2 separate regions of the Mus musculus genome follow, and region 2 is linked to region 1. A link is a loop called in an ENCODE intact Hi-C map of the cell type or tissue named here. Cell type or tissue: left cerebral cortex. All regions are shown on one strand. Links, peaks and the distances in the headings refer to the core of each region. The heading gives the core; the rest is flanking DNA.

What was found. Hi-C counts contacts between places; a loop is a spot of excess contacts. Peaks named below come from ENCODE experiments on the same cell type or tissue, not always from the same donor. Only the 100,000 strongest peaks of a DNase experiment are listed, where the experiment ranks them.
Region 2: it touches region 1 in a loop (3-fold over the local background); 4 of 42 quality-filtered maps call a loop at or near these places.

Annotation. Positions count from the first base shown.
Region 1 is chr3:138,474,385-138,490,097 of GRCm38, reverse strand. Metap1 (methionyl aminopeptidase 1) reads left to right here and starts at 716. Exons shown (of 11, transcript NM_175224.4): 1 at 716-840; 2 at 6,980-7,031; 3 at 9,298-9,410; 4 at 11,168-11,228; 5 at 15,020-15,111. The coding sequence starts at 727. It overlaps Gm32553 (a long non-coding RNA gene), which reads left to right and starts at 2,037. Exons shown (of 2, transcript XR_001784010.2): 1 at 2,037-3,765; 2 at 4,863-5,688. In left cerebral cortex, for the core only: a CTCF peak has its summit at 8,386; a DNase peak (open chromatin) is centred at 7,955.
Region 2 is chr3:139,198,938-139,214,650 of GRCm38, reverse strand. It overlaps Stpg2 (sperm tail PG rich repeat containing 2), which reads right to left and starts at 8,758. Exons shown (of 14, transcript NM_198659.2): 1 at 8,644-8,758; 2 at 2,287-2,399. The coding sequence starts at 8,752. In left cerebral cortex, for the core only: a CTCF peak has its summit at 9,086; DNase peaks (open chromatin) are centred at 8,801, 9,015 and 9,947; H3K4me3 peaks cover 1,294 bases; H3K27ac peaks cover 1,136 bases.

The sequences.
Region 1 (15,713 bases), core at 4,058-12,057:
TTGATTGGTGGAATTCGCTCAAACTATAAAATCAGATAATATATATATATTTTAAATCATCGATATTGAACTATCTGGCAGCTACTAGCGCTATGTATTTCAATAGCGGGGTGTGGAAAGACATGAGGAAGAGCGTATTTCAGTCCCATCTCGGTCCATTGATATTTTTTTAAGAATGAGCGTAATTTTTTCTTTCTTTTTTATTTTGAGGAGAACACTGGCAGAGAGAAGCGGAACTCAGAAAAGGGAATTAGTCCCCAAGAAGCTCCCGGCGAACCAAACTGAGGAATCCACGCCCTTCCCAACCACCTGCGAGTGAATGAAACACCGAAGGCTCAAGAATTTCACGCTCGGGGTCCCAACGTCATGGGGTGTAGGATCTCCGCTGACCCCACGTGGCGTCGCCGCCACCGCAAGCCTTGGGGCGGGGCAGGGGAGGCGGCGTAAAGGCTGCCGGGCGGGTCGCCACTACGCGTGCGCGGAGAGGGCGTGGCTGTCAGGGCGGGGGGTCGGCCGAACCGGAGGGAGGGGCGGGGCAGCAGGTGAGCGCGCGCTAAGGGGCGGGGCCCTGGCCGCGCGTGCGCGGAGGGGGGCGGGGGCGCGCTGCGTAGGGGCGGGCCCTGGTCCTCCCGGTCCGGCGCCTAGGCCTGCCATCGGAGCTCCTCCCCGGCTGGGTCCCTCTCCCCGCCCTGTGGCGGTTCCTCCCTCCTCCGGCAGCCAGGCAGCATGGCGGCGGTGGAGACGCGGGTGTGCGAGACGGACGGCTGCAGCAGCGAGGCCAAGCTCCAGTGTCCCACCTGCATCAAGCTGGGCATCCAGGGCTCGTACTTCTGCTCGCAGGTAGCCGCCCACCCCGCGCCCCTCCGGTCCTCCGCCTCTGGGCCTTGTCGCCTCCCGCTCGGGCCTCCGAGCGGCCCGGGCCTCGGGAGCCGGGAGCCCGGCCGCCGGCGCTCTCGGGGGCGGAAGCTGACCTGCGGCGGGTTCGGGCCAGGCCTCCGCGGTCCCGTGGGCGGCCAGGTGTGTGCGCAGGTAGGGACGCGCGGGAGCCGGTAGCCCAAGACCTCCGCCGAGCCGGGGTCGGGTCTGGACGCCGCTGGCCGCGCTCCCGGGGCTTCTCTCCGGTGTCTCTGCAATCCCGGACGGAGACGGAAGCGACCTGCCGGGGCCTGGGGGTGGCTGCAGTCTCCCGTAGAGGAGAGCTGTTTCAGTCTCACTTCTTTTGTGTTTTACTACCGCGCTTTGACATTTAAGTAACTTTGAGTGTAGGCGTGGAGAGAGGTCGGTGTAATTCATTCTTTTCCGTTGGCATCTCAGATTATTAATTTGAGAACCGGTAAGGTAAAGAGATGAGTCACTTCTGTTACTGAAGTTCCTGGAGTAGAAAGGACAGTCCCGCAGGGGTTGTGCTTCAAGGCTCCGACGTAGTTTTTGTGCAACTGAGCAAACCTAGCACTGAGTGGGGCCCTGACAGAAGTGTGTATTTATTGAACAGTATTTGTGTCCCATCGCGTTTCTAGACTCAGAATAATGGCAAGGCAAGTAGTAGATGGTTATTAGGCTCTTAGTTACAATTTGTTGAGGAGAAGAATATAAGTACGTTGGTAATAAACTGACAGGTTCCTGGGAGAGGGGAGTTAATAGGCCAAAGACCTTGGCATGCTAGTTTTTCTGAGAGCTTGAGTAAGTGAAATTACTTAAGTTCCCCAGTTTCAGTGTTACTCTATACAGAGAGAATGAGGGTACCTTTCATTCTGTATTGTACAAGATTGTGCTGACAATGAAATTAAGGAAGACCCTGTAGCCCTATCATTTAGAGACGTTTTGTTTTTTAAAGGATTCCACTACAATTTAATGCTGGTATCTAGATAAAGTTGAAGAAGAATAATTATGTCACCAGTGGTAAGTGATACATGCCTTTAATCGCAGCACTTGGGAGTCAGGCAGGCAAATCTGTCAGTTCTAGGTCAGCCTGGTGTACAAGCAAGTTCCAGGACGGCCAGGGTTCTGGGGTGGGGGCGGGGGTGGGGTGGGGGGAAGAATAGTTATATGAAAATAGCAAAACCAACTATTTTCTAAGATAAAATAGATGGAAAGATAAAATAAGATGAAGCCAATGATTAAAAGCCTTAGCAATTGTAGTAAACCATTGCAAGAGTCCTTCACTATTGTATGATCTTGCCTTTAGAGAGTATATGACCCTTGACCTTGCTGACATCACTTTCCAAGCTTTGCACTTGGAGGAGAGAGACCTGAAAATAGCCTTGGAGCTATTAACCTGGTGCAGGGCCTCTTGTGGCTTTAATGTTTTCCAGTTTAACTTAGTGAGTTCTGTGTGGAATCTGGATTTAAAACAAAAATTTGCTATGAAAATTGTGTGCCATCTGACTAGATCAATGTATATAGTTCGTATTCAGGGGTTTCAAGTTGAGAGGCGCTAGGTGTGGTGGCATACACCTTTAATCCCGGTGCTTTGGAGGCAGAAGCTGGCAGAACTCTACTAGGCCAACCTGGTTTACCTAGTGAATTTTAAGGCCAGCCCTTGCTAAATAATGAGACTCTTATCTCAAAAAAAGAGAAAGAAAACGAACAAAAAATGGCTGGGCTGGAGAGATGGCTCAGTGGTTAAGAGCACTTTCTGCTCTTTGAGGGGACCTAAGTTCAGTTCCCAGCACCACGTGGTTCTCACAAACTTCTCAGGCACCAGGCACATAGCGCACAGGCACACTTGAAGGCAGAGCATCCATACACATAAAATAGAAATGAAATCTTAAAAACCATTGGGTGGCATGCATGGGTTAATGTGTACTGACACTAGCTCCCAAATTGATTATCCAGTACCAAGAGGTCAGCTCAGAAATCACATACACATTAGGATCCTTATATGGACTGAGAAGGTCATATTTATATGTTTACAAACACACACACACACACACACACACAAACACATACACACACACACACAATTACAAAGTTATAGAGGCCATGAAATTAAGAGCAAGGAGGTTTATGGGAAGGGTTGGAGGGAGGAAAGAGAAGTGGGGAAGACAGCATAGTTACAAATTATGGAATATATAAATGCTTAAAAGCATACTGTCCATCGAGCATAGGTGGCATTCTGTTGGAACGAGTAGAGCATCCGAGATCTCTATGAGTGTAGTCTGTGCTGGAGTCTGTATGTGTATACTAGTATTACTGATAGCCATGAAATCAAATATACCCACTCCCATGGCTAGCTTGTGAAATTTGTCACTGAGTCAGTTGTAGCAGTTCCTCTCTCCACTGTAATTCCTCACTTTATAGACGAACCACTCAGACAGGACCAGACTAGGTCTGAGTGTCCGAGTCGGCTTTCCCACGGTTGGCTCCTGCATATGCAGTAATGAGCTTCTTACTGTTGTAGGTTCTGAGTCCACATTAGAGCAGCTCTTCTCACACGAGGCGGGTCGCCTGCTGTAGTAAGGGCTGTGTCCATATTCTTTACTTACCCAAAATAGTGTCCTCTGGAGTCACAGCTCTTCTGTCAGCCCCACCTTGATGGAGTCACTGTAACTTTTCCTAAACACAGTTACAAGGTGCTGAACCTAAGGCTTTTCCTCACCATCGGGTGTGTTCTTTTCAGGTTTCTTCCCCTCCTCTCACTCTTCGGTTCCCTAATATTGGCCAGCTTGTCTTTGGAACCAAACCAAGCCAACCAAACTATACCTTTTTATAGCACCATGTAATGGCCTGCAGTTACCTTACCAGTTAAGCAGTGTCCTCGATCAGGTGAGCTATCCTCCTCATGGCCCAGTGCTCCTTCCCGTCACTGTACTTGTAGGCAGCCGGTGGCCAGCACATTTGAATGAATGAGTAACTATCTGAAAAGGAGAACGGCACCTCTGCGGTGTGACATTGTCCATGTGACTTCTGGTTTGAATTTTCTTTTGAAAATGGGAGCACTAAGAATTCCTATCATATGGTTTTGATAGGTGAAATGAATAGGTAGGGCACCAACCAGAAAAGTAAACTATAAAAATAATTTTAATAGCCGGGCAGTGGTGGTGAACGCCTTTAATCCCAGCACTCGGGAGGCAGAGGCAGGCGGATTTCCAAGTTCGAGGCCAGCCTGGTTTACAGAGTGAGTTTCAGGACAGCCAGGACTACACAGAGAAACCCTGTCTTGAGAAAACAAAACAAAACAAAACAAAACAAAATTTAATAAAAAAAAATCTTTTTATCTGAGTTGTTTCAGTTTAAGAAATTTTCTTCCTTTAATGGAATAAGACCCATTATCCAAAGGTTGTGATGTTTGTATTACTAAATTAGTAGCAGTTGTCTATACCTTTTTTTTCTTCACCTGTAAGGTTTTTTGTTTTGTTTTGTTTTTTGTTTTTCGAGACAGGGTTTCTCTGTATAGCCCTGGCTGTTCTGGAACTCACTTTGTAGACCAGGCTGGCCTCGAACTCAGAAATCTGCCTGCCTCTGCCTCCCAAGTGCTGGGATTAAAGGCGTGCGCCACCACCGCCCGACAGAGCTGAGGTTTTTTTCATTGTTGTGTTTTCTGAAGTTCCTTGTGTCAATATGTGCTCAGTTCATTACATGAAGGATGAAAGGAGTGGGCCTGTTGTGGAAAGTGGGATTCTACACTTGCGTTATCTTTTTAAAGGATGGATGATAGGCTAGGCAAAGTATCTGTTGATTTTGACTGAACTAAAATTTTATTTCCTCCCCTCTTTTCTCTCTTTTCTCTTCTCTTCTCTCCTCTCCTCTCCTCTCCTCTCCTCTCCTCCCCTCCCCTCCCCTCCCCTCCCCTCCCCTCCCCTCCCCTCCCCTCCCCTTCTCTTCTCTTCTCTTCTCTTCTCTCTTTGGTTTTTTTGAAGCAGGATTCCTTTGTGTAGTCCTGGCTGTTCTGGAACTCAGTCTGTAGACCAGGCTGGAACTCAGGCCCCAAGTGCTGGGGTGAAAGACATATTCCATCTCGCCCAGCTAAAATTTGAGTTTCTTGACTGCTGTTATTTAGCCAGGTTCTCGTCTGTTCATTGTCTTGCCCTAAGCCAGGTAATTAGCTGAGACGGAAGTAAATAATACACTACTGTTTGTGGCCATCAGACCTTAGAAAGTCAGTGGGAGGAGAGGGTGATTAAAGCCATGCGTGGGTTTCACAGTCTTTGTGCCTCTGTCCTTATGGGTGGATGGTACCATCCTTAGAGGTGGGAAGAGGGTTACTGTAGAACATGGGACTAGCTAGCCTAGTGTCTGGTGAATGGTTTCAGGATGCTTATCACCTTATTGTTTGTTGATCATGTGTGGGAGTGTTGGATCTGCATGTATGTTTGTGTACAGTGTGAGTGCATGGTGTTCTTGGAGGTCAGAAGTGGTCCTCAGATCCCCTGGATGGGTAAGCATGGTTGTGAGGCCCCCTGTGGGTGCTGGGAACTGCACTAGGGTCCTCTGCAGCATCAACACGTGAGTTCTCTTACCTGCTGATGAGTTGCTCTGGCTCCAGCCTCATGGATTGAAAACAGACCGAAAACAGAAGTGAAAATATTTGAGAATAAGTATTGGTTAGGACATTTGGGTAAATTCTTTTTTTTTTTTTTTTTTTTTGAGATAATTCTCATTCTGTGTTTAAGCTGGGTTCTCATGTCCTTTGTGGGTACGCTTGTGTACGCCCTACCTCTCGCCCTACAAAAATAAGTCTTTAAAAAATATTGGTGATGTGGGATTGTTGACGTTGCAGGCTTTCTAAAGACACTAGATATGAAAGCAGAGGAAACGATGCACTCGTGTGTGCACACAATTTGACATAAATGTTGGAAATATTTCATTGGGAGATGGCTCCAACTTACACTGCAAGTAAAGTACTGGGCTCCAGGTCAGGCATTCAGCAGTAAATAGAAGATGGTTCCTTACCATCTTGCAGTGCAGGAGACAAATAGTAAGGTGAACATTCTATAACTAATTCCATGGCTTAAGTTATAAAGAAATACATAGTGCTATGAAAAGGGAGGGGCAAGGGAGGGCGGGACTATGTAAGGATGGGTCTATTCTAGCAATAACATACCAAAAGGCTCCAGACTTGACCACTTGACAGTTAATTTCCAGATACGTAACCAGAGTTAAGACTTTTTTTAAAGCTTCCTGACAGAAGAAACACAGAGGAGGAATGGTTGTTTTAGCTTACAGCTTTTTTTTTTTTTTTTGAGATTTATTTATTTCACTTATATGAGTACACTTTAGCTGTCTTCAGACACACCAGAAGGGGCATCAGTTCCCATTGCAGATAGTTGTGAGCCACCATGTGGTTGCTGGGATTTGAACTCAGGACCTCTGGAAGAGCAGTCAGTGCTCTTAACCGCTGAGCCATCTCTCCAGCCCAAGCTTACAGTTTAAGAAGAGAAACATCCCTCCTTGAATATCCATTTTAGTGACATATAGTGAAAACTGGTGGGCCAGGCATGGGGTGGGTTGGTCACATTATATCTGCAGTCAGGATGTGGGACCAGACATCAGATCTCAAGGTTAGCCCCTAGTGACATACTTCTTTCCACAGGACTCATTCCTAAAGGTTGTACAACCTTACCAAATAATAATACTAACTAGGGAGTAAGTGTTCAAACACGGTGCAGGGGTGGGGTGGGGTAGGAATACTCGTATTAGGTATTGAAGGCACTATGTACTCTGCAAATGCTCCACCACTGAACTATAACCCTAGCCTTAGATTACTTCCTGAACTGATACTATGAGTTGATGTCATTTATTAAGCCTTCTCTAAATATTTATATTACAAACCTTTGTGTTTTAGTCTGTGTATTTATTTTTATATTTTTGAGGTAGTCCTGGCTGGTGTAGATCCCACCTGCATGCCCCTGCCTCCAGAGGTGTGGGATTAAAGACCTGTACCACTGCCTGACCAACAACTGTTTCCTCCTTGTAATAGTCCTTAAAGTGTTTCTGATGAAGGAAGGCTTGGCACTGATTTTCTTGTTCGCTCTTTTAGGAATGCTTTAAAGGAAGCTGGGCCACTCACAAGTTACTACATAAGAAAGCAAGTAAGTAACATTGTGTATCCTATGCCCTTTGCCTGGAGTGGAGCCTTTTCTTAGTGTCAGGACTTCCTTTACTACAGAAAGTATGTGTTCGAGTGTTCTGAAAGAATGGTCCTGACATCTGGAATTATGATTTTTTGATAATATGTGATAAAATATGTGAATTAGATCTGCTTGATCTTGTTCATGGGTTTAATATGCAAACATGAGATCGTCGCTAAGAGAGGTGGCTCTAGCTTGGCTAGTACCGGATAGTGCCCTAGTCTTTTGGCGCTGCTAGAAATGTGTGCATATTGTAGACTGAGGGTGCAGTACATGTTCATGTTATTTGGCCAGATCTGTTGCTCCGTAGCTGATAATGGTCTTAAACTCCCAGCCTTCCTGTTTCTACCTCCTAAGTGCTGGATTATAAGCATGTGTCACCGTACCCTGTTTATTTTGGGGGTATCTTACATGACTGTTGCTTAGCTATTGTCAGCCACACTGATATGATGTTTATTCAGGATAGCTTTTCTGTATCAGCTCCTCACCCTGTAAATTTAGTCATTGCTGTGGCTGACCCGAGACAGCCTGACATGGTTACCTGGAGTGACAAGGACTTGCTATGCATACCATCTGATGGATGTAGGCTCGCCAGGTAGTACGTGGAGTTGGTGTGAACTTTCTGTCTTAATGATTTTGGTGCATTGCACTCTTCTGCATGTTTCTAGGTGTTAGTTGGTCTAATAAAGTTTGTTAGATTGCTTTACCAAAGTATCTGAGGTTAGCCAAACCAACTTTGAAGGAGAAGGAAATAAAAGTACTAAAAAGATATATTTTTCATAGTGGTAAAAAGCATTATCTGAGCTTAGTGAGAGTTCTGGGCTGTCCAGAGGAGGAGCTGTAGTCTCTGACGTAGTGTAAGCGGAAGCTCACCCGAGCAGAAAGGGAGGAATTAACCGCTTTTGGCCGTTCCCTTGAATGGATGTGTATGCCTTGGAGGTCGTGTATTTTGGGCCGTAGCGTGAATGAAGTCTGATGCTCTTTGGCCCACTGCCTGTATCTTATCTGGACCTATGGCGCAGTGTCCTTTGCTTTCACAGCTGTTTACTGAGTTTTGCTCTCAGCCTCAGCTCATTTCAGGATCATTAGGAATTAGCGCTTGTCTAGCCTTTGAGGCTCAGATGGAATGGATCCTGAAATGAAAGCTTACCTAAACTTTCAGGTGCGAATTCCTAGTGAGCTCTGTGGAGAGGTTAGATAAAAACTCCTGTGTTTCAGCTCCTGTTTGTCTTGGTGGCTTTGTGCACCCTGCTTTCAATTCTCCTTTGAAAATAATGGTGCTTGTGACGGGCCTGAGCTCACCAGCAGGGGCTTTGGGTGTGAAAGGTTCCTTCTTCCTCCTCCCTGGGAGTGTGGCTAAGCCAGAACCTCTGAGTCTGTTTTGAGACAGAAGCTAAGGGGTTGTTGTTGTCGGTTTTAAATTGCATTTATCATTCCATGCAGCGTGTGTGGAAGGAAGTCAAGACTTTTTGGGGGATATGGTTTTCTTCTTCTACCATGTGAGGTATTGGAGAGCAAATCTCAAGTATGACTTGAACTTAATGATCCTCCTGCCTTGGTTCTCAACTTGTACCACTGTGCTCAGTAAATCTTGATTGTTCTAATGTAGATTTAAAAAGACATATTCCTAGAGGTTCCTGTTTCAGACAAACCACTTCATGCTAACTTTACCTAAAGCAAGCATAAATTGTCATTTTGAAGAATTTTCAGTAGTACTTGAATCTAGTGACAGTGAATGGAGTCTGTTTTTGTCCTGGGTTCAAAAATGGTTTTGTATTGATTGAAAACCTTCACTTAAAAGCCAATGAATGGTTGGATATTGGTTTTTTTTTTTTTTTTTTTTTTTTTTTTTTTAATGTAAGCTTTGGGGTGGTTTAAGATCACTGATCTTAAATAATAAGACAATAGAATTCAGCTGTTAAATCTGATTTCAGTGGGAAGGTTCTGCTCCTATTTGATATCTTAAAATGAGTTTTGTATGAATTGACATTGTAGAAAGTGTAACCATTGAAAGCTGCTCTGTTTGAGACTGAACAGCATGTGTCTAGGTGGTCTTCCCCGACAGTGAGATCTGAGAGGGGCGGAAGGCTTTGTCAGGTTAGATTGGATGCTTGCTAGATTTTTGCTCCACCTAATGAGAATTTAAATAAACTGCTGTTCAAGCCTACTGTCTGAAGCATTCTTTTCTGTCCTTCCTTTCACATCTGTCCATCTCTCTCTCTTCCAGAAGATGAAAAGGCAAAGCGAGAAGTGTGTTCCTGGACTGTAGAAGGTGATGTCAACACTGACCCATGGGCAGGCTATCGGTACACTGGTAAACTCAGGCCACATTATCCACTGGTGAGTATGTAAAGTAATTAGATTGTAACATTGTATAAAACAATTTTCAGTTTTCTGAGATTGGTGCTTGTAAGTGTTATTCTAGTAGCGAATCATGAACAGGGTTGTTTTCAGAAAGAAATGTACATTCGAGCTCTCGGGCCGTATCATTTAGGAGCTAGCAGGGACGGTTGGCAGTTGTGGAAGAAGTGGAACATTTTTAGATGTAAAGACTAAAACTTTATTAATTTTATAGAAGAATGGTGTATGCTATTGATTTTCTACAATTTTTTAATATGACCCATTGTGACCTAATTATAATGGATTAGGTACCACTCCTAACCCTTTCTGTTGGACTCAAAAGTTCTTTTTAGTTGTTTGAGAACTTCATGCATAAATAAAATGTGGTTTGATCAGGCTCAGCTCTAACTCCTCCATTGTTTCTCTACTACATTTCCCTCACAACTTCATGGACTTTAAAAAACTGATTGAGTCCACTTAGTACTGCCAGTGTGACGTGGGTGGGCCGCTCACCAGAGCACAGGCCCATTGTCAGGGACTCATTCATACAGACATGGGTGCCTAGGGCTCCTCCAGCCATGCTGCAGTTTGGCTGGTTTGATCTTGCACAAGTTGTATGCATGCACTCTCAGCTGTTGCTGTTGTCAGGTCTTGTGTGCAACAGGCTTCTCATGTACAGTCAATGCTGTCTTGCTGCAGATGTCCACAACCTCTGCCTGATTGGGGAAAGCCTTAAAACCAATGATAAGTAGACTCTTTACTCCCAAAGCATTGTGCCACTTTTGAACTAGGTACATGGGTGAGGCTGCTCATTGCTCTAGCTGGAAGGGTTCGTAGCGGGGCAAGTGTTGGTTACTTTCCCCTGCCTCGCTCGCCCTTTCCAGAACTGGGAAACCCAGCCAGTAGATGAAGCTTTCACTTCAGTACAAGATTAGTTTCTTCATAGGACTCCAGAGCGATCTGTTGTTTTGAGATAAGGTCTCTCCATATAGCCCTGGCAGTTCTAGAACTCACTATGTGTAGACCAGGCAGGCCTCAAACTCACCTGCCACTGTCCCCCAAGCGCTGGTATTAAAGGCGTGTGCAAGCACATCCTCTGAACGTAAGAGTTTTAATGTGAGAGTCACTTGTTGAAATTTGCTATCCTTGCATATTTGATTGCTACCTTAAAAAAAAAACCAAATATGTCTTTAGTATAAAATCTGGAAAACTACCAGATACATAAGGAAGTTCTGTATTCTCCCTCTAGGGATGTTTGCCCTGGACACCTCTTTCTTACTGTTACCAGCTTGCCAGTTTGGAGCAACTGCTGCTGCTTTTTATTTTTTTTTTTTAAGATTTACTGCTCCTAATACTTAAATTAATATGTGCTTATATCTCTGTGCGGGTATGAGCACATGAGTTCGTGTATCAGGAGAGCCCAGAGGTGTGGGGTCGGTCTCTCTGGAGTTGGAGTTCTGGGTGGTTGTCAGCCACCTGATGAGCATGCTGAGACCGGAAGAGCTGACTCTTAAACACTGAGCCGTCTGTCTGTCTGTCTCTCCAGCCTCAGGGCTAATCTTAAAGTGTGGACGCCTGGGCCATTCTCCTTCTTTCTCAAACATATGTGCCGCCAAGGCTAGAACATAAACTTCCTCTCGGTGAGCGAGATGGATGTTAGGATACTGACATGTCAGCCAAAACTGACTGTGAAAAGCTTGGACTGGAACTCTTCAGTTAGTTAAGAAGTGTTGAGCTTACTTCACTGTTGTTTTTAGATGCCAACACGGCCAGTGCCCAGTTACATTCAGAGGCCGGACTATGCTGACCATCCCTTAGGTAAGTCCTGCTTGGCTCATCTCCACAGTGTGCAGTTTGTGGGCTTCATTATCTGTACGGGAGTTTTCAGGGCTGGACATAGAATGTAAACATTGTATCTTTTTTTTAAAGCCACATTAGAACATTTAAGGTAAAGATTTTTTCCTCACTAGGAATATATCCAGTTCTGAAAACAGTGTTTATTATTATTAAAGACTACATTAAAAAATACTATATTTTGTGTTAAATGAGCTGCCAGATGGGAGGGGAAGGTTTATATTTTCTTTTTGCTCTTAGCTAAATTAAGGCAAAAGTAGATTGTGAAGGCCTGAGTGAATGGAACTTTGGGCTGTGGCAGTATGAGAGAGACTAGTAATGGTGGTGTAACGGTAGCTGTGGTGAGCGTGACGGTGAGAATTCCTTAATCGTAACTGATATTTATTTTTGCTTAACTATGTGTCAGGCACTGTGCTAAGTTCTTTGCACGTGTTACTCCATTTAATACTTTCAACATTTCTGAGGTAGGTTCTGTTGTCTTCTCTATTTTATAGATAATATTAGTGAGACATGCAGAGAAGATGAGTAATTTGCTACCCAGGTCAGTGGACTTAGTCTCTGACCTTTGGAATTGTACAGTATTTAGGTTGGACTAGGGGCTAATTGATTTTGCATGTCAAAAATGAGAAATGGTTGAATATCAGCAGTTTGACTTGATTTATTTGTTTATTTTAAAATTTAGAACATTTACAGATTTTCAGTCTTGAGACATGATCTTACTGCTTCGCCCAGGCTGGCCTCACATGTAGTCTCCTTCTGTCTCAGCCTCCTGAGTGTGGGATTAAATGTCTCTGTCACCGTATGCACCTAGTGCGCCTGTGTATATGTTTAGTGAGCTGCCTGGCTCTTTAGACTCATGGAGCCATATTATATTTCTATATATAATCTCAAAATTTTGTTAAATTCATTGTAGATAAATATAAGGAGAAGGCAGTAGGAATGATAGAATAATGTGGACATTTGTAATTTTACTCTCTTTTGAGTATAGTAATAACTTATATTAAAGAAATACCTTTAATAGAATAGTGCTCTGCATTAAGGTCTGCTCTGTAGAGGTAGCTGCTTTAAGAGCACGCCTTAGATACTGTGAATCCACATCAGGTCCAGCGCTGGTTATATGCAGAGTGAACACACCACATATACCTTTTACAGTCTAGTTTTCTTTTATTGTGAGTCTATTGCCTTGGATGTATTCCATTTGAGTTCGTGTAAGTTCTTTGGTTCTGTAATTTTAATTTCATTGTGTGGGTGTATCATAATTATCAACTAGGCTCCTACTAATGAGTGGTTAGATTAGACTATTTGCAGGGTTTTGCTTCTGTGAATTTGATTGCAGTTTCTATTTTTCTATTTTCTATTATTCTATTTTATTCTATTTTCTATTTTTTATTTTGAGATTCTAGAAATTTCAAAGATTTTGCCAGTTATTACTCTGATTAAAAACGTGAGCACACTTCTCTGATAGAAAATAGACTAAGATTGGAATGATTCTGTGAGGCCCAGCGGGGTCCCTGTGCGAGGGTGACACACCCTTCCTCAGTGGTCCAGTTGAGAAAAGCGAACGGGAGAATTGGCTTCTCCCCCTTTGTCTCCACATTGTTTGCTGTCAAGCTTTACTGGTCTTTATAAACCTGAAAGTTGAAACATTATATATATTTTTTGTAGCTTGCAACTTTGAATTATAAGGTTTAACATCTTTTCATGTATTAAAAGTCATATTTCCTATCCTTTTGAGTGTCTGTTCATATTTGTATCTTCTTTTTCCATTAGACTACTAGATCCCCCAATTTCTAAAATATTCATTGTACATTAACAATGACATATAGGATAGAAATGTTTTCTCCTCAGCTGAACACTATTTTGTCATTATATAATGACATACTTTCAGTGTTTGTGTGTGTAGTAAGATAAATGTGACTTGTATTATTGTATTTAATTCTTACACGTCTTTGGTGGTATTTGGTTAATTATGTGCCACGGCCAAACTTGGCCATTAGAAATGTGTTCATATGTATATGCCTTGTTCCTGTCACCTTTGCCTTTTTTCAGAATTTTCCGGAGTATTGTATGTTTCTTTTACTGTATTAAGTTTAAAATAAGCTTGTCTTGATTTCTAAAACTATCTTGTTGGCATTTTAAATTAACTAATAATATAGATTAATTTTGGAAGAATTAATATCTTGTGTTTTGTTCAAGAATAGGGTATGCTTTCTGTTTTATTAACCTTTTGTGTATTACAGTGGCATTTTCAGAGTTCTGTTTTGAAGCTCTTATTTTTATATTTGTTCTGGGTATTTTAGTGGGTTTAGCTTGTTTGTACTCTGGTAAAGTTCCTGATTTTGACATCTTACCTGCTAGCGTGGAAAACGATCCTTTCATCCATATGCCAGGCGCTTCTTTTCTCCTTGGTCTGCGTGTAAGACCTGAGATGGATGAAGCTTGGATCTTTTTCCTTTCAGTTTTATGGTTTTGTTCTTTCTAGTATAGCCAGAATAGCATTGTGCCACCTAATAATCATTCTATGATGTTCATCTTGATTTGACGTTTATACTTTAAGGTGGTAGCTGTCCATGTTATGAGGATTATCATTCTGGATAGTCATTCATTTTCTAGTATTGAATTAATAGCCCTATCTTTTGATGTGAATCAGGCTGGGGAGCTAGCCGAGTGGTTAGCAGCGCTCTCAGCCCTGTGGCTCCTGTTTCAGGGATGCAGTCCTCTCCCTGGCCTGCACGCGCTAGCTCACACGGGTGGCACACACAGAAAAAACTGCAGAAACATTTGTTTGCGCATTTTTTATTTCAGAGAATGCAAATAGGGTTGATTTGTTTCACACCCACCGCACCAAGATTTTGAAATAGTTGCTGTGTTGACTGTTTCTTTTAAGTTTATATAAAACTTAAATTAGTGTAGACTAATTTCATTAATGAAGATTATTTGGGCAGTATCTCCCAAACTTTTATTATGACCCGAGTGAGAAACGGGCTTTATGCCACGATCTCTGTGCATAAGAACCAGTAATCCGATACTTCACAGCAGTATTTACCTGGGCTGCATATTATAGAATCTGATACTTGGCTTCCTGTTTCACTTTTCAGATGGGAGGTACAGCTACTAAAAGTCATAAGCTAGGTTGGAGAGATGGCTCAGTGGTTAAAAGAGTACTGCTGCTCTTCTAGAGGACCCAGGTTCAATTCCTAGCACCCCCGTGATAGCTCACAGCCTCCTCTAAGTTCCAGGGGACCAGATGCCCTCTTCTGGTCCTCATGGCCACAAGGCATGCGTGTGGAATATCTGTACACATGAAACTAAAAGAAAAAAAAGCAAAAAATCCTTAGGATTTTGAGTAGTTTGAGTGGCATTGACTGGTTCTGGTTTTACAGCATCACTATAGTCGATTAGTTGTTGGTGTGTAAAGGCATCGTGAAAACAGGCCATGAAACCAGTGCCACTGTGCTGTGCTTGTCGAACGCGTTAGTTACCGAGTCCAGCAGTGTGCTGCCTGCATGTAGGAAGTACTCTGTAGACAGTCAGTGATTCCTAGAGGAACTTTTAGACAGTTTTTTTTCTTTATAATTTCTTTTATTTCCTTTTTGTGTTGAAAACACTAAGAAAATAAACTACCATGCCCCCAGCACCCCATATAAACTAGTACTGTGCATAGGAGTCAGCCGTTGCCACCTTCAGTGAATAATGTGCTGCGGAATTGTACTCCTGTGTGTGGTGCGGTGTTACTCACGCATTCTCCATTCCAGGAATGTCTGAATCGGAGCAGGCTCTTAAAGGTACCTCTCAGATTAAGTTACTCTCATCTGAAGATATAGAAGGGATGCGACTCGTGTGTAGGGTAAGATTTACTTTTTCCTCACGGGTAGGACAGGGTTAAGAGCACAGACTCCCCATCCCTTCTTACTTTCAAAACATCTTTTTATATTTAAGTAATCAATTTTAATATAAAGCTAACAGCAGGTCATCTGTAGTCATTTTCTTTGATCAACTTGGTATTGTTTGTTTGCATAAACATTTACTGAACTGAAAAGATTGAAGGATGAGCATGGCTTTACTCTGCCCTCGAGCTGGCAGTGTAACTATTATTATTATTATTATTACGATTTTATTTGCTTGTATTTTGAAGGGTCTCTCTCTGTAGCCCCAGCTATCTTGGAACTCACTGTGTAGACCAGGCTATCCTTGAACTCAGATCTAACCTGCCTCTGCCTCATGAGTGCTGGGATCAAAGGCGAGCACCACTGTGACTCCTGGCTTTCTTGTTTTTCTTTTTGCAGCATTATTTTTAAAGAGTGAACTTTTTATGATACTTGTCATTCTGTATTTACAAATGTTGTAGCACAGGACAGAGTGCAAGGCTCCCACAGGTTAGACTAAAGTCTTAGGAGATACTGTGTTGGAGTCTGGAGGGGTGGCTGGGCTAGATAGCTGGAATCACGG
Region 2 (15,713 bases), core at 4,968-12,967, 720 kb before region 1:
ATCAGCTCCTGCTTCCAAGTTCCTGTCCTTCCAAGATGAACAGTGATGTGTAAATAAATGTAAGCCAGATAAACCCTTTCTTCCCCTACGTTGCTTTGGGTCACAGCAACAGTAACCCGAAGACACGCACAGTGGGCTAATTGCTGTGACAAACGTGGTCATGTTGTCTGGGGGAGGATTGTAGAAGGACTTTGGAACTTTAGACTACAAAATTCATTGCCTGCTCAAATCTTGGTGAGCTCTTTGTTACGCCTGAATTTGGACGGTTGGTGTTGAGAGAAATGCAGATGATGGAGGCCTGGCTTCTGAAGCTTCAGCAGGAAGTGTGAGAGTAAGTTAAGGATTCTATCGGGGCCATTCGCCATTCTGAATTAAGAATCTGTGGTTCTTGTCAGCTGACACTGAAGAGCCAGCTGTGATTAACAAGAGGCCAGCACCACTAAAGTGAACCTCTTGCTTTACCATGAGAACTGATGTTGGTTAGCTGGAGCTGAGAAATTAGCGGTGATTAAAGAGACCAGCAACACTGAGGTGAACTCAGGGTCAACGCACAGAAGCCATGTTCTAGGATTGACCAAAGCTGTACCTCTTGCTAGCAGTCAAATTTGGTCATGTGTAAGTCCCCCAAATGGTACTGGATTTGAAGTCATAAGAGAGTCATGAGATTAGCTGAGGCTTGACACTCTCAGAAGAAGCCATTGGTGAAGGTACAGTCTCACTAGCAATTAAAGCCCCAGCATCAAAAGGGTCATGCAAAGAGTTGAGGCTTGGCACCTTGAAGAAATCCCAGGATACAGTATTGGTAAAAGTGCAGCCCATTTGTAGCAGAAGACCCCAACATTTTGGAGACACTGGACTCATGGGATGAACACCAAGGACAGCCAAGCCATGGTTAAAAACTAGCATGAGTCTAGGAGAAGCTGTGTAGGTTGTAGAGGGTGGAATCAGAGAACTCAGGCCCATAGGAGGAGTCCAAACTAGTGAGAGTGAATTCCAGAAGTCTGCCCCTGAGATTTCCACTGCTGGACTTTGGCTTTGCTTTATGCATATTGTGACTGTGCCCTCGTTCTGCCCTCTTGGAATAAAAAATATTTAACTGAGTCTCACTTTACAGCAGACCACAGTTGAGACACTGAACTTTTAAAGAGAGTTGAGGGTTTTGCAGAGACTTTGCATTTTTAAAGAGAATAATTTTTAAAGTGTTTGAATCTGTAAAGACTGTGAAAGTTAGCAAGTTTATAAAACATCTTATATTGTGATATTGATATTAATGCATTATCATGGGAGAGAACATGAAGGGAAAGCTTGTGGCTTAACATTGATGTGTTTGTGTGCAGTATCTTCAGAATATACATATTTCTGATCATGAATAGGGTCATTTTATTTTGGTCATAGACCTGCAATGTTATGCAAAAACAGAAAACAAATGCGACACAGCAACATTGTGACTTTATAGCACAAAAACACTCACCCCACTGCTGCCTACGTATCCTACATATCGTGACCATTTGTACAATTTTCAGACACCAAAATTCATTCAAGAGTCCCATTCTGCTATTCTTGTGGACCCACTGAAACACATACAACCACGTTTTATACCACATAGCAGATACAGAATAATGTCTTAGTCAGGGTTTTACTGCTGTAAACAGACACCGTGATGAAGGCAACTCTTATAAGGACAACATTGGGGTTGGCTTACAGGTTCAGAGATTCAGTCCAGTATAATCAAGTGGGGAACATGGCAGCATCCAGGCAAGCATGGTACGAGAGGAGCTGAGAGTTCTACATCTTCATCTGCAGGCCTCTAAGAGAAGACTGACTTCTAGGCAGCTAGGAAGAGGATCTTAAAGCCCACACCCACAGTGACACACCTACTCCTATAAGGCCACACTTCATAATAGTGCCACTCCCTGGGACAACCATATACAACCATCAAAAATCATGAAAAACACACAGGAAGTCAACAGCAAGTGCATTTACATTCTATTATTTAAATTATGAAAATAAAGATTTAAAAGAGAAAGATATGGGGGAAGGAAATAAAATACAGGAAATGGCACTTTATTATTGAGACAAGAAATATGCATTTTTGTCTGATTTTTATTGGTATTTTAGCCTAAGATTAGTCTTAAAATTGCAATATTGGGGTTATAAATGTGTAGTACAGTGTAGTCAAGGCTAGCCTTGAACTTTCAATGCTGGAGTTATACATGTGTGCCTCTGGATCTGGTTAAGAAAACATGGTTGTCTTTAACTCAGCCACTTATAACATTGTAAACACACCTGTGCTTGTGATACGTTGTAGTGTGCTGGACCTGGAACAGCTTGGCCAGCATCAGAGGAGACAACACAAGCACTTGTTTTGGAACTCAAAGAAAGAAATGGTGCATAGCAACCTATAAAAAAAAAAAAATCAGTCACTCTATTGACACATAACAGTAGATCAGAGAGATTTCTGAGAAAATATTCTCAGATTTAGTACCCTCAGAATTAAGACTATATTTTCAAAACTAAAATCTATTCATACAAGTTATAACACTTTTAAAATTCTCATTTAAGATGACAATTCTTATTATTGTCTATTAAATATGAGACCCTATAGGAGTGACCTTACTAAACAACAAAATTTCTCCTCTCTCTCTCTCTCTCTCTCTCCCCCCCCTTTCTCTCTCCTCCCTCTCCCTCTCCTCCCTCTCCCTCTCCCTTCCCCTCCCCCTCCCCCTCTCCCTCTCTCCCTCCCTCTCTCCCTCTTCCTCTCCCTCTCCTCCCTCTCCCTCTCCCTTCCTCTGCCCCTCCCCCTCCCCCTCTCCCTCTCTCCCTCCCTCTCTCCCCCTCCCTCTCCCTTCCCCTCCCCCTCCCCCTCTCCTTCTCCCTCTCCCTCTCTCCCTCCCTCTATCCCTCTTCCTCTCCCTCTCCCTCTCTCTCTCTGTCTGTGTATGTTATGTGAATGTGTTATCCATATGTGTACATATGTGTGTCTAAATGTGCTGACTTGTAGATAAGTGTATGGAAGCCAGAGGTCATCAGGGGCCTTCTTCCAGGCCTTTCCAGCTTATTCTTTGAGACAGGGCATTACTGATCGTAGAACTTTTCAAATGATGATTAGACTAGCTTGCCAGTGTATCCCCGGCCCTGGCCTAGCTAGCCCTGCACTGAGATTACAGAACCACACAACTGTGGATGACTGCAGGTGGGCACTGGGATACAAACTCAGATGCTGATGCCTATGCAACAAGAACCTTAGCCACTGAGCTGCTTCTCCAGCCTTCTTCCTCTTCTAATCACATGTGACAGCTACATTTAGCTGAGAAAACATTTTATCTACCACTGTTCTGTGATCTTAAATAGCAAATATTATGTGTGTGTGATACATATACGTATGTAAATAAAGTTATAGACATTGCTAAAGAAGTATTTCAGTGATAGAGCACATACCTAGGATGCACCAAGAGAGACTTAGAGGGAGAGAGAGACATAGAGGTAGAGGGAGGCAGAAAGGGAGAGGGAGCGAGAGCGAGAGAGTGAGAAAGAGAGAGAACTGAGATGGAGATAATTTAAACCAGATTGACAGCAAGTTATTGATGATGCTTTGGCACATAATTGGTGCTCAGTAAATATTTCTTGATTGTCTAATTCTAAACAAAAGTTTACAGAACAAGTAATCACTGTACTAGACATATTTGAATAGCAAATTTGGGTAGCCTACTAAATGTATTTTAAGAAGGTGAAAAAGGACACCATAATACATCCATTCCTCAGATCATTGATGTTAGAGTATATAACAAATATGTGTGGTTTTAAACTCTGTATATAAAAGAAATGGGCAATGAAGAAGAAATCTAGTATTCATAAAATCTTCATTGGAATTTTCCAAAATTAATCATAATCTTCTGTTACAGAGCTCAAGTATACATGGAGTTATGAATACAACAAAAACACAAAATAAAAACAACTGTAGTGATAATTTTCACATAGATAGGTCCTCTTCCGTTTAATTTGTAGCTGTGTACTAATGTTTACATGTTTCTCAGAATTTCCAACTGGCCTGGTGCCTTAGTTAGGGCTTTACTGCTGTGAACAGACACCATGACCAAGGCAAGTCTTATAAGAAACAACACTTAATTGGGGCTGGTTTACAGGTTCAGAGTCCATTATCATCAACCTATTCCAACAAGGCCACACCTCCAAATGGTGCCACTCCCTGGTATAAGAATATACAAACCATCACACCTGGTTTTCCCCAAACATTGGCTCTCAAGTGCTAAAACTAGACTAATTACATACAACCAGGATGTTTGGTGACTACCATAATACTCTGCTGTTAGAGTGTGTGAAGGTGTGTCTCTATATATTCAATTGTTAATTCTGTACTGGAAGAGAGTGAAATACTAGCAGGTCCTCGGTATTGTTATTTCTATAGCCCATCCTCTGTCTCATATTGTGTAAGTATTTGTTCTTCCTTACCTGTGGATGGATGGACTAGAGCAGAGCAGAGTTGTAGGACTGACCACATAACAGAGTATAATGGCAGGATTGGTGGGGTTAGAGTAGCTGGGAGATTGCTCTAGCTGAAAGACCTAAGCTTTAAAATATTTTTTTAAAACCTTCTGTGTTGTTACTTTTATCACTGGCAGGCATAAGGTAGTCTTGCAATACTCTTCACAATCAACAATAAAGAATAACTGGTTTTCTATATTATACATTTTGTTAGTCATTCATAATACTGGATATTTTGTATACTGTATTATGTATTCTATGAGCCTGCGTAATAAAGAAAGTACAGTAAAAGATAAAAACCTGATTTCAAATGATGGAGAAATTAAGTAAAGACAATTATCATACTATCTATGCTGCCAATGTCTAAGGTACAAAAAGAAGAGTGCTCCAGAGAATTCACATTAGTAGAATTTGATGTGGGGTATATAAATAAGCTGACATATGAAGTGGTACCTTACAATGATAAATCAAACTGACAGAAAAGGGAAATTAAGAGCATGGGAGAAGGAAAGATTTAAAAGGAATGAGTTCAGTTTGGGATATATTGAGTTTGATGTGCCGACAGCAAAAGATAAATCAGACTGGCACAAAGCAATAAAAGTCCATTCTACAAAAGAAGGTGTCCAGTATGTGATGAAAAGACAAGTTATGCAGCCACAATGACAGCCACAAAGCAAAGGGCGTTCTTCACATATAAAACAACAAGGTCATTGAAACAGGCATTCATCTGCAGAGATACCAGTGTACACAGCAATCACATATACATTAATTATCTAAACCTATGTCACAACTGCACTCCCTGGTATGTGCATTATCTATATTCTGACTAGCTAGGACAATAAAATCATTCTTGTCAGCATAAACATATAGGTGCATCTACAGGACCACTGATAAATCTCCTTCCACCCTGCACTGGTGGCAGATAAAACTCCTTCAAAGAAGAATGCTGCAAAAGAAAATAACTAGAAGATGCTGTTTTCCAGTTTAGTTGACTGATACATATTCCACATAGACAGCTAATGTTGGGTGCTGTTCACTTTGAAAGTACATTTAAAAAGTAATGAAATACTCCCGACACAATACCAGGATAGGCATGTATTTTTAAAAGAACTTGTTTTCTCATGTGATAAGATGGTAGACTAGGCTACCTCTCCTTAGGGAAATATTGCTTTAGGAAGATATGCTTCCTTCTCAGATTAGTTAAAAAAAAAAAAAAGCAAGACATAGCTCTTTTTTGCCTGTGGAATTTGAATATCCATTCTCTTTCCCACTCATAAAAACACAGTAGCTCAGTCCTGATCCATTAAGGATACAAATCTTAAGTTTATTCCTGATCAAATGACCTAAAACCAAGGCTATCAATTAGTATATTAAGTAGGAAAACATGGAGCTAGTATACTGGAGGGTTGGCTAAGTAAGATAAAGAGGAAAAAGGAGACCACTAGGTTGAGAATATCCTAACACTACAAGATCTGTCCCTCTTGTGAGGCTTGCTGTAAGAATTAAGTTACACAAGGTCCCTCCATCTTTCCTTTCCACATCAGACTCTTAACATACACCTAATCTTTCATTGAAATAGATGGACAGCTCTGCACAGTTCAGTAAATTACCTATTATAAACATGCATGAAATAGCATGGTAGCTGCTTTTAAATTATCTCATCGAGAAATGTAGCAGAAAAATGCTCAGAAACACCTGTTCTATCAATTATAAACATGTTGCCCTGAACAGCATAGCATGCACGCGCGCGCGCACACACACACACACACACACACACACACACACACACACACACAATCTCCTCAGAGTTCCCAAGCACAGAATTTTTAAACATACTTCAAAAGTGAACAAAGTATAATCCTTTAAGTTAGTATACAGGGCTGACTATATCCTACATACTACCCTTTAGTAACAAAAGCCATAGTGTTTTGGAGAAGGTGTTATGTGTGTGTGTGTGTCTGTCTTTCTGTGTGTGTGTGTGTGTGTGTGTGTGTGTGTGTACATGTGGAAGACAGATGACAACTTGTAAGAGTCATCTTACAAGATGTTAAGAGTTATTATGCTCAAGTCATCAAATTTGGCAGTAAGTGACTTTACCCATTAAGCCATCTCACCCACCCCATAGAAACTTTTAATGTGGTCCACTAGTTTATACGTTACTACAAGGTATTTTTCACTAAGAATATTGTTTTACTGGGTTGAAAACTAAGAATGGAGTAAACATCATGATCCCTGCTCTCAAGTAGTTTACATTTTGGTGGAGCTTTTGTGTGTGTGTGTGTGTGTGTGTTAGAATCAAACTGCTACCAAAAAAGTTACCATAAGCCAGAAGGATGGAAAAGTAAGACTAGTCAGAGATTTTTATTTCAATTGAATATCAAGAATAAGTAGAAGCAAGCCAGGAGGAGTAGGAGCATAGAACACACTGGGCACATGGTGCAAAAGAACAGAAGTGACAAAAAATGATCTTAAGAATATTATCAAGTTAGAATGGCTGAACTGTAGGTCATGTGTAGGAGCATGTACAGGTGTTTGGAAAGATCAGACTAAATGGAACACAAGACCGGGGGTGATAACAAAAAAGAATTCTACTACCATTGATGAGTTTAGATTTTTTAACCCTGCCGTTAACAAAAATAAATATATTTTTTGTTTTTCAAATAATGTATGTTTTTTAAACATACTACTAAACACAAAATGAAAGATAAAATTATGACACTGAGACAGAAACAACATGCTACTGATTTAATTGAGAAAAAATAAATTGGATTGTATTAAATTGGGTAGCTATGAACAAAGGGGAAGAATTTCTGAGAGATTGTGAACATTTAACCAATGGTCTTAAAGGCCAAGAGAAATGGCCAGGCAAAAAAAGTAAGCTAGAGTTCTAAAGCTTAGACCAGCCATGCAAGGATGTCTGTAAAGTGACTGACAACGACGCAGACTTTAAGCCTGTGGGAAACTTAGAGACATAAACCACCTCTATCTCTATAAAGAATTTCACTTGGGAGTGGCTGGATATAAATGGTGATTGAAGTAACAGATATGAATAAGAGAGTACAATGAGCAAAGCAACAAGAACAAGATGTAAAGCTAAGTATCTTATAAATTTAGCTGTGCATGATTAGTGGGAAAAAAAGAAAAATAAAACATGATTCCTTGCTTCAGTACCGAATCATGTGTCAGGTACTGAACAGCAGGAAAAAAAATGAGACAGAAAGCAACAAAGAAAGTGGTCAGCTGTACCAAAATAAAGGTCAAAAAAAAAAGTTATGGGTGTGCAAAAGCATCATAGGTGTGCCCATTACAGATGGTCACTGGTAAACACAAGATGCTGGGGAATACATGCTTATACCATCTCAACAGTACTTGGCATAGGTACCAAAAATGCTGAGGACAGATGCTGAAAAGATGTAAAATTTGAGATCTGAAACGCAAACAGAATTTTACCATGTCCAGAGAAACTTAAACTAACCATAATGGAGCAGGGATGTAAACAGAGTACTCACTCCTGGAACTTTAAGGGGGCAGGAGGTATTTTATATCTACTGAAAAATGCAGGTTTACAAAAGAAACCACTAGAATTTGGGTGGTATTAAACTCAAACAAAAACAAAAACCAGAACTTTAAAAGCAGAGACCGAATTAGAAATATTTATTAAAAGTTGGACCTAATTCACAAACTGGGGGGGGGGGGGGGGGTGAGAAATGAAGAAAAGCAATTAACTACTTCAATTATTAGTCCCTAGGCCACCCCTGAAGGCTATAACTTTTCACAGAATGTAGAAAGAGGGTCTCAGTATAAAGCCAGGGATGGTCAGATAACTTCACTCCGGGGAGTGGGGGAGATTGGGGACGGGATCCAATTTGTAAGTGATAATACAGAATAGAAATGTAAACAATTACATCGTGGTAAATAAATCTGATTAAAGTGTGTGCAAAAGCAAGTATTGTGTTTCATACAGTCACAAACTTGTTATGTCATACAGTCAAGAGCCAAGGAATCAAAATCCTGGTTCTAGTATCGTCTCTACCTGCGACGTGTTACATTTCTGAACAGTGGTCCTTTTTGACTTTGTGTTTAACCTGAGGGCAGGCTGAAGGCGGGCCGTCTGTCACCGCAAGCTGGCCATCAGCATCTTACCTGTGGCCTGCTGCTTAGGAAAAGGTACCTGGTAGGTCCCAGGCCCCACGTGCTCCTCGGTGCTGCCGCGGTTGGCACAGTCGAGCCAGCGCGGAGCACGGTCATACATAGTGATGAGGGGCGGGGCCCACGGGACCGGAAACTAGACAGGCGGCCTGCGTCGTCCCTACACGCGGGACTAGAGTGCGAGCTGCGTGCTGACTGGCTCAGCGGCGTCAGCTTTCCCTCGGGTCCTCGGCACAGAGGTAAAGTGGCGAGGACAGCAGCCAGAGGACCCGCCCGCCAGCCCGCCAGCGTTCAATTCAGCGCTCACGGGTCACGCCAGAGACCGGGCTTAGCCGCCTGAACTTCCGGCTCTGGCTCCGCCCACTCCCCGCCTCCCGGAAACCTTGGAAGGGCAGAGGCCGGAAGGACTCGGGCCTGTAGGTGCACTTCCGGCACCGGCCTCGGAGCATTTCCGGTCGAGCGCTCAGAGCTCGGAGATGTCTTGTAGAGTCTGACGAAGCTCCCTGCGCTAGGCAGGGCGGTGCTGCACCTCAGCTCCACCTCAGCTCCGCCTCAACTCACCTGCTTCCTGTCCCAGAATACCTTCGCTGCGCAGAAAAGCCCTAGAAACGCACTAGAAGGAGGCGAATTAATTTGATTTTGATTTGCCTTCCCTGTAAATCAGGGTGACTGGAAAGACCCGGGGGGCGGGGCAGCGAGGCGGGGACAGGTGGAATAGAAAAGCTCGGGACCCCAAAACAGGGTTTGGGATCAGCAAAGTCCCCCTTCACTCCTGTCAAAAAGGCATCCTCTGAATAAAGTCACTACTGAATCTGACCTGCAGGCCATCAAGATTTCTAAAGGAAAGCTGGGAACGCAGAGGGTTGGGGGCGGGGGTGGGGGGGTGACAAGAAATGGCAACATCTGAAAAGGGGAAAGCTTGCCTACTGAAGCAAGTCAAGGGCAAGGGCTAAAAACTGCTTCTGGTGTTGGACACGGATAAATGGCAACATTGTCTACAAAGTAAGGTGAAGGCATCGAAAAAGCCCAAGCCACCCTCATCGATCCACTGAATCTTCAGCAACAGGCGCTGGAGAGTATCAGAATCCATCTATGTGTTTGGTTGGTTTTTTTCATTAAGAAATCCACACAGCTTCTAAACATCCTTAAAGGCTTAGGCCAGTGGTTCTCAACCTTCTGAATGCTGCAACCCTTTAATACGGTTTCTCAACTTGTAGTGGCCCCATACCATAAAATCATTTTCATTGCTACTTTATAACTTTGGTACTGTTAGGAAGCACAATGTAAGTATTTTTGGAGGTAGAAGTTTGCCAGTGGGGTTGTGACCCACAGGTAAAGAACCACTGGCTTAGGCAATCCTTCCATGGCCCTGCCTTACCCACAAAAGAGCTAGAGTGCCTCAGTCCCCAATACAAACTTAAATATATTTAAATTTTGTGATTCTTAGTTTGCTACTTAGTTCTGAATTAATTGTGGCATCTCTGTTAGAATACTCAAAAAGTATGTGTGTGTGGTTCCTAAGAATCTTTTGATGTCTTCTACTAAACAGCTGGATCATTACTTACTTGAAAAGAACTTATTGGCAAATGTATATAGTTCTCTTACTCTTCTAAGTTAACCTGGATACAAATAAAACTAAAGCCCCTGTCCCTGGGTAGGTCATGAATAGCCCAAGAAGGGGCAAGCAAGGTATACAGAATGGCAAGAGAATATCACAAGCACTTGGGAAACTTATTTGTAATGAAGTGTTTAACTTTCTTGTTAACCTTAATGCTTCCTACATTCTTATAAAACTCATAAGTAGCTGGGAAGTGGTGACACATGCCTTTAATCCTAGCACCCAGAAGGCAGAGGCAACAGATCTCTGTGAGTACCAGGCCATCCCAGTCTACCAAGTGAGTTCCAGGACAGCAAGGACTACACAGAGAATCCCTGTCTCAAAAAAGGAAACATAAGAGTTCTTGGTGGGGGTTTTTTGTTTGTTTGTTTTGTTTTTTGTTTGTTTGTTTTGCCTCATATATCTGGCAAGATCCCATTCAGAAGAACTAGAATGGATGTGCAATGACATACTAGAAAGAGTCACAGATAAAAGGATGGAAAATTGTGTCATTAAAAGTCATGTTTCCTTTAACAACCTATTGGACATTCCTTATATATCATTTGCTCTTGGTAATAAAAGCCAATATATCAATTCAGACAGCATGTTCATGCCAGAGTATAGCATTGATAGCCTGGTTGTGCTATAGCAGTAGGGTAGCTTGCCATTTGTCCAGAAATTGAAGAAAATACCTAGGTAGTGAGATAAAGGATTTATTCGAAATCTACCAACAGGGATGCTGGCAGGGGTGAGAGTGACCATGCTAACATTGAGTGTACAGAGGGATGGAGCACAGAGCGATGCTGTGCAGCTGAGTGTCCCCTTTCCACCAGCAGTAGTGTCCAGCTGCAGCAAGAGCATCTCACAGTGCTTTTCATTGCACCTGATGAACACAGGGAAAGGGACTTTGGAAATCAGACCACATAAGCAGTGATTTCATTGGCTTCCTAGACTGTTTTGTCCTTGCATGACCAGCATGCAAAGGAACTGCTGAATGGTCCTATAGATGGCAGGTTTCCTCTAAAGATAACCTAGTTGGCCATTGTTCCCATGATATATGAGAATGAGTTACTCTAGAAAGCCCTTACCTAAATGTTCTCATCTCAACCTGTTTTCTTTGTCACATTGCTCAGAGTCTTAGGAAAAGAAAGGGTCATTTCAGGAACATGGTAGTTAAGTGTCCTTCTGAGAGATGATTCACAAGTCCCATGGAGGAGATGACAATGGAACATAGTCATATCCTTCTCTGGCTGATTGCTGTCTTTAATGCACAAATTACCCCTTCCTTGAGTAGATTTGGGGTTAGATTAGCAATAGAAGTGGTAGGGTGTTACCTGCCTTCTATCTGGCTTAAGTTTTTGACCATTGAGAGGGTGGGAGAGCAACCACCTCAAGCTCATTCACAAACCTGTAATAGGGAACCTGTGCCTGAAATACCAGCTTGGTACACAGTGTTCTTTGCCTAGCCTGTCTCCTGGGAGAGCATTCTTTCCTCAAGGACTTCATAGGGATGAGTGGATGATCAATGGCAGAACTTCCAGACCCTTAATAATTTTATAATGCTTGATCTCCAACAATTCTGCATTCTTAAGTCTTTATTTTTAGCATGGAAATATGTCTTCACTGTATATTTCCAGCAAAAAGTTTCTTCTTGTGGTTCAATAACCAGAGTATATAGCACTTACGGATTAGAAATTACTTTTAAATAAGAAAAGTAAATATTTTTAAAAGTCTCTCATTGTGTCTCTTGAACAGTCCTCATTGAGTGTGCTACTTAAAAATGTTAATTATAATTATCCATAAGCACAATATAGATAATTTGGTCCAGCCATTCACAGTGCCTAAATCAAAAATGTTTAATGCTATTTAGCAGCACTCTAGTTGAACATTTCCATGGTGTTAGCAAGAGCTGTTTGGACTAAAATTTATCTGACCTTAGAATTTATGCTTCTTCCATTTCTACCTAATACCTCCTTTCAGAATAAACTTTTTAATGGAGCCTTATGCAGATGTGGTGTCTTGCATTTTTAATCCCAGGCTTCAGGAAACAGAAGTGGACCTTTGTGAGTTCCAGGACAAGCAGGACTACAGAGTGAAACCCCTTCTCAATGAAATAAAAATGGGAGGTGGTTCAGCAGCCAAAAGCACTGGCTGCTCTTAAAAATTGCAGGACCTACATGGAGGCTCACAGCCACCTTAACTCCAGTTCTAGGGGACCAATGCCCTCTTCTAAGCCTCTGAGAGCAACAAGCATGTAAGTAGTATACAGGCAAAAACATTCAGGCAAAACGCTTACAGCCATAAAATTAAAAATACGTTTTAAATGTATATAGAACAAAAGCAGAATTTTGTTAATAACAAATTCCATGAAATCAATGTGATTCTTTATCAAATATGCAGTGTAACTATGTGGTGAGGAAATACACAGATTAATTTGTCTACGTAGAATTTAGATTAATTTAAAATGATTAATTTAAAAATATGATATATTAAGTGCCAAATGAAAGTGGAGAATTCTGACTTACCCAGTGACTGAATACTGTTTAATGTAATATGCCAAGATGATTTAGAAAATAATTTCATTTTTTGTTGTTGTTGTTGTTGATTGATTCATTTTGCTTTTTTGAGACTTGATCTTGAAGTGTAGGTAAAGCTGGCCTCAACTACAAATTTTACCTTCTGTCTCCCCACTACAGTGATTACAGATATATGCTACCATGCCCAGTTTAAAGCTAAATTCATTAACTCATTGTGACTTTAATTTTCCATTGCTTTGCCTATTGGTAAAAAGGAATGAGTCACTTTACATTTATCAAACAGAGCTAAATAAACCCTATCAATGTTGATGGAGGTCACACTGTGTGTTTCAAAGATTGCAAAGTATATTTTACGTATTTTTGTTCAGTATAGAATTTCATTGCTCTACATTTCAGTAAATGCATTTTAGAATTACTTCCTTTTTTCCCTGTTCTTACCAAGCAGTATGTGAGCACTTGACAGGAAGAACTCATTTCTTCTACAGCAATGTGGCAAATTCTATTAATTTATCCACTCCATACTGAAGCTTAAGGCCATTAAATGTATTGGCCAGTATGTCATAGATTACTGAGTGGTGGAGGTAGATATGAAGCCAGCCTGAGTCCATAGCTTGGTTTCATTCAAAGATGCATGGTCTCACGGTAAATCATGCATTTCCCAGTTGGTTTTTTTGGTTTGGTTTGGTTTGGTTTGGTTTGGTTTGGTTTGGTTTGGTTTGGTTGTTTGTTTACTTTTCTTCATGTTTGATTATTCCTCTTGAAGAAATTACTGGAGACAGTTTTTCAAGGATGGAATGGAGGCTTCATTATAGCAGAGTATCGTTATGCCCAATCACAGTGCTCTCCATACCTTGATGGTGACTCCCCTTCTTAACATCATTTTATGGACCAAGAATAACCTGCTATAGCCCCAAGTGCTATTGGCAGCAGGCAGGAAGAACAAAGATGCAGTCCTCTCCCTCTCAAGAAGGCTTGGTGTCTCTTTCTTTTTCTTTCTTCTTTGCCCTGTTTTTCTTCTTCTTCCATTATATCTTATTCTCTCTCACAACTGCTGTATACATTGAGATACATGCATATCTAGGTGTTTGTTTAATACCTAACATAAATGCCCCACAACCACTTCATAAGGACTATGCCAAGACTTAAATCTTAAATTCTTTTTCCCCTTTAGGAAGCCTGATTCTCCCTCTCTCTCTTCCCATTTCTGTTCTAAAGAACAAACCTCATCCCATAGATAAGGCTGTGAAACTCTTACATGACTTCTCCTCCCACATGCAAACAACTGCCAAGTTCTGTTACTTCCACCTCTGCGATCTTGCTGAAATCCACCTCCTCATCCCATTCTCACTGCCATTTTGTTGATGCTCTGAGCACCGTTGGATTTTTTTCTAATAGCTCAAATGGAATGCCTCTCTCCAGAATCTCTGACGCAGCTTAGCCCACACAGTGCAGCTAGGTTAACCTTACCAAGTACAGTTTGCTGAACATCACTCCCCTGCTTGAAAATTTCCTGTGGCTTACCTTGAATAAAAGCAGCATTTTTCTGCTTAAACAACCCTACTTACCTTTCTCTTCCTGTATTCCACTATTCCCCAGCCACACAAGTTACATATTGGTCACAAACCTCTGCAGTTGTTCAAAGATCAGAACTGCTCTCCTGCTACTGTTCAGCTATTAATATGAAGTTCTAGAGAGCATTATTTTCTGTTCCCATAGTGCTTAGCATAGTACACTTTAAAGAATTGTTTTAATGTTTACTGAATACATGTTTAGAAGCAAAATAAAATACAGAGTGGAATAAAACCAAGCAATACTACTTTCTATACCAGCTTAGTTTATATTAAATTTGATGAGATAGAGCTAAGACTTTAAAATATGATAGACCATCAAAACATTACTAACCATTTTTTCCCAAAAAAAAAGAATGAACCAGAATTATTTCTTTTGCTTTGGTTTGATTTGGTTGGTTGGTTGGTTAGTTGATTGGTTTGTTTGTTTGTTTGTTTGTTTATTTCAAGACAGGGTTTTGATATATGTATTTCCAAAAGAGAGGAGGATGTGGTCAAAATTATAAAATTTAGAATACAGAATGAAATTACTGAAAGAGACAGGTAACAACTAGCAAAATAAGAAGCAGTGTTACAGGATACTTGATCGCACTGTGAACCCCGGTATTATTATTTACCAAAGGGAGGGAAGACTGTTGTGGTGTGGCTCAACCCTTAGCACACAGTAAATTTATCCCTTTGGTTGGAAAACAGACATGCCCTTAGTACACATCTTCAATCCGAGACACATTAGGTAAAGGTAGTTTGTAGAAGGAAGCACCCAAGTTTAAAAGTGATGTCTAATTGGCTGGCAGACACAATGGCGAATCAAAGATTTGACAGAATAGGATAGGCCTAACTCTGATGAGACGAGAGAAGTAAGAGAAGCTACTAAATGAGCAGTGGAGAGAGAGGGGGGGAGAAAAAAATGAGGGGAAAGAGGCAGTTTTGCCAGGACAGTTGTACAGAGACAGTTGCAGAGAGAGAACAAGCTAAGTACAACAAGCCAACAAATGAGAAGGAGCCAAAAGATTAGAACACATTGCTAGAGTTAGTTTGAGGTCAAGCAGAGCAATTCTGGAAAGGCCAAATGAGAAGGCAGATTAAATCAGTCATCTTGGAGAACAGATTGAGCCAGAAGAGCTAAATTGAACCAGCCAGCCAGAGATCAGAAAGAGCAAGAAAGGGTGAGCTTACTGAGCAGTAAGTCCCAGAGGCTGAAATTATTCTAGGCCTAGATAAGATTGTACAGAGGCTAGAAGCTTCCAAGACTAGGCCTGAGTGAGCAGATGGAGGCAGTAAGCCTGCAAGGCAACAATTTCATCTGCAGAAATGAACATCACTTTTACAAAACAGATTTTGGGAGTTTTAAGGGCACCACAA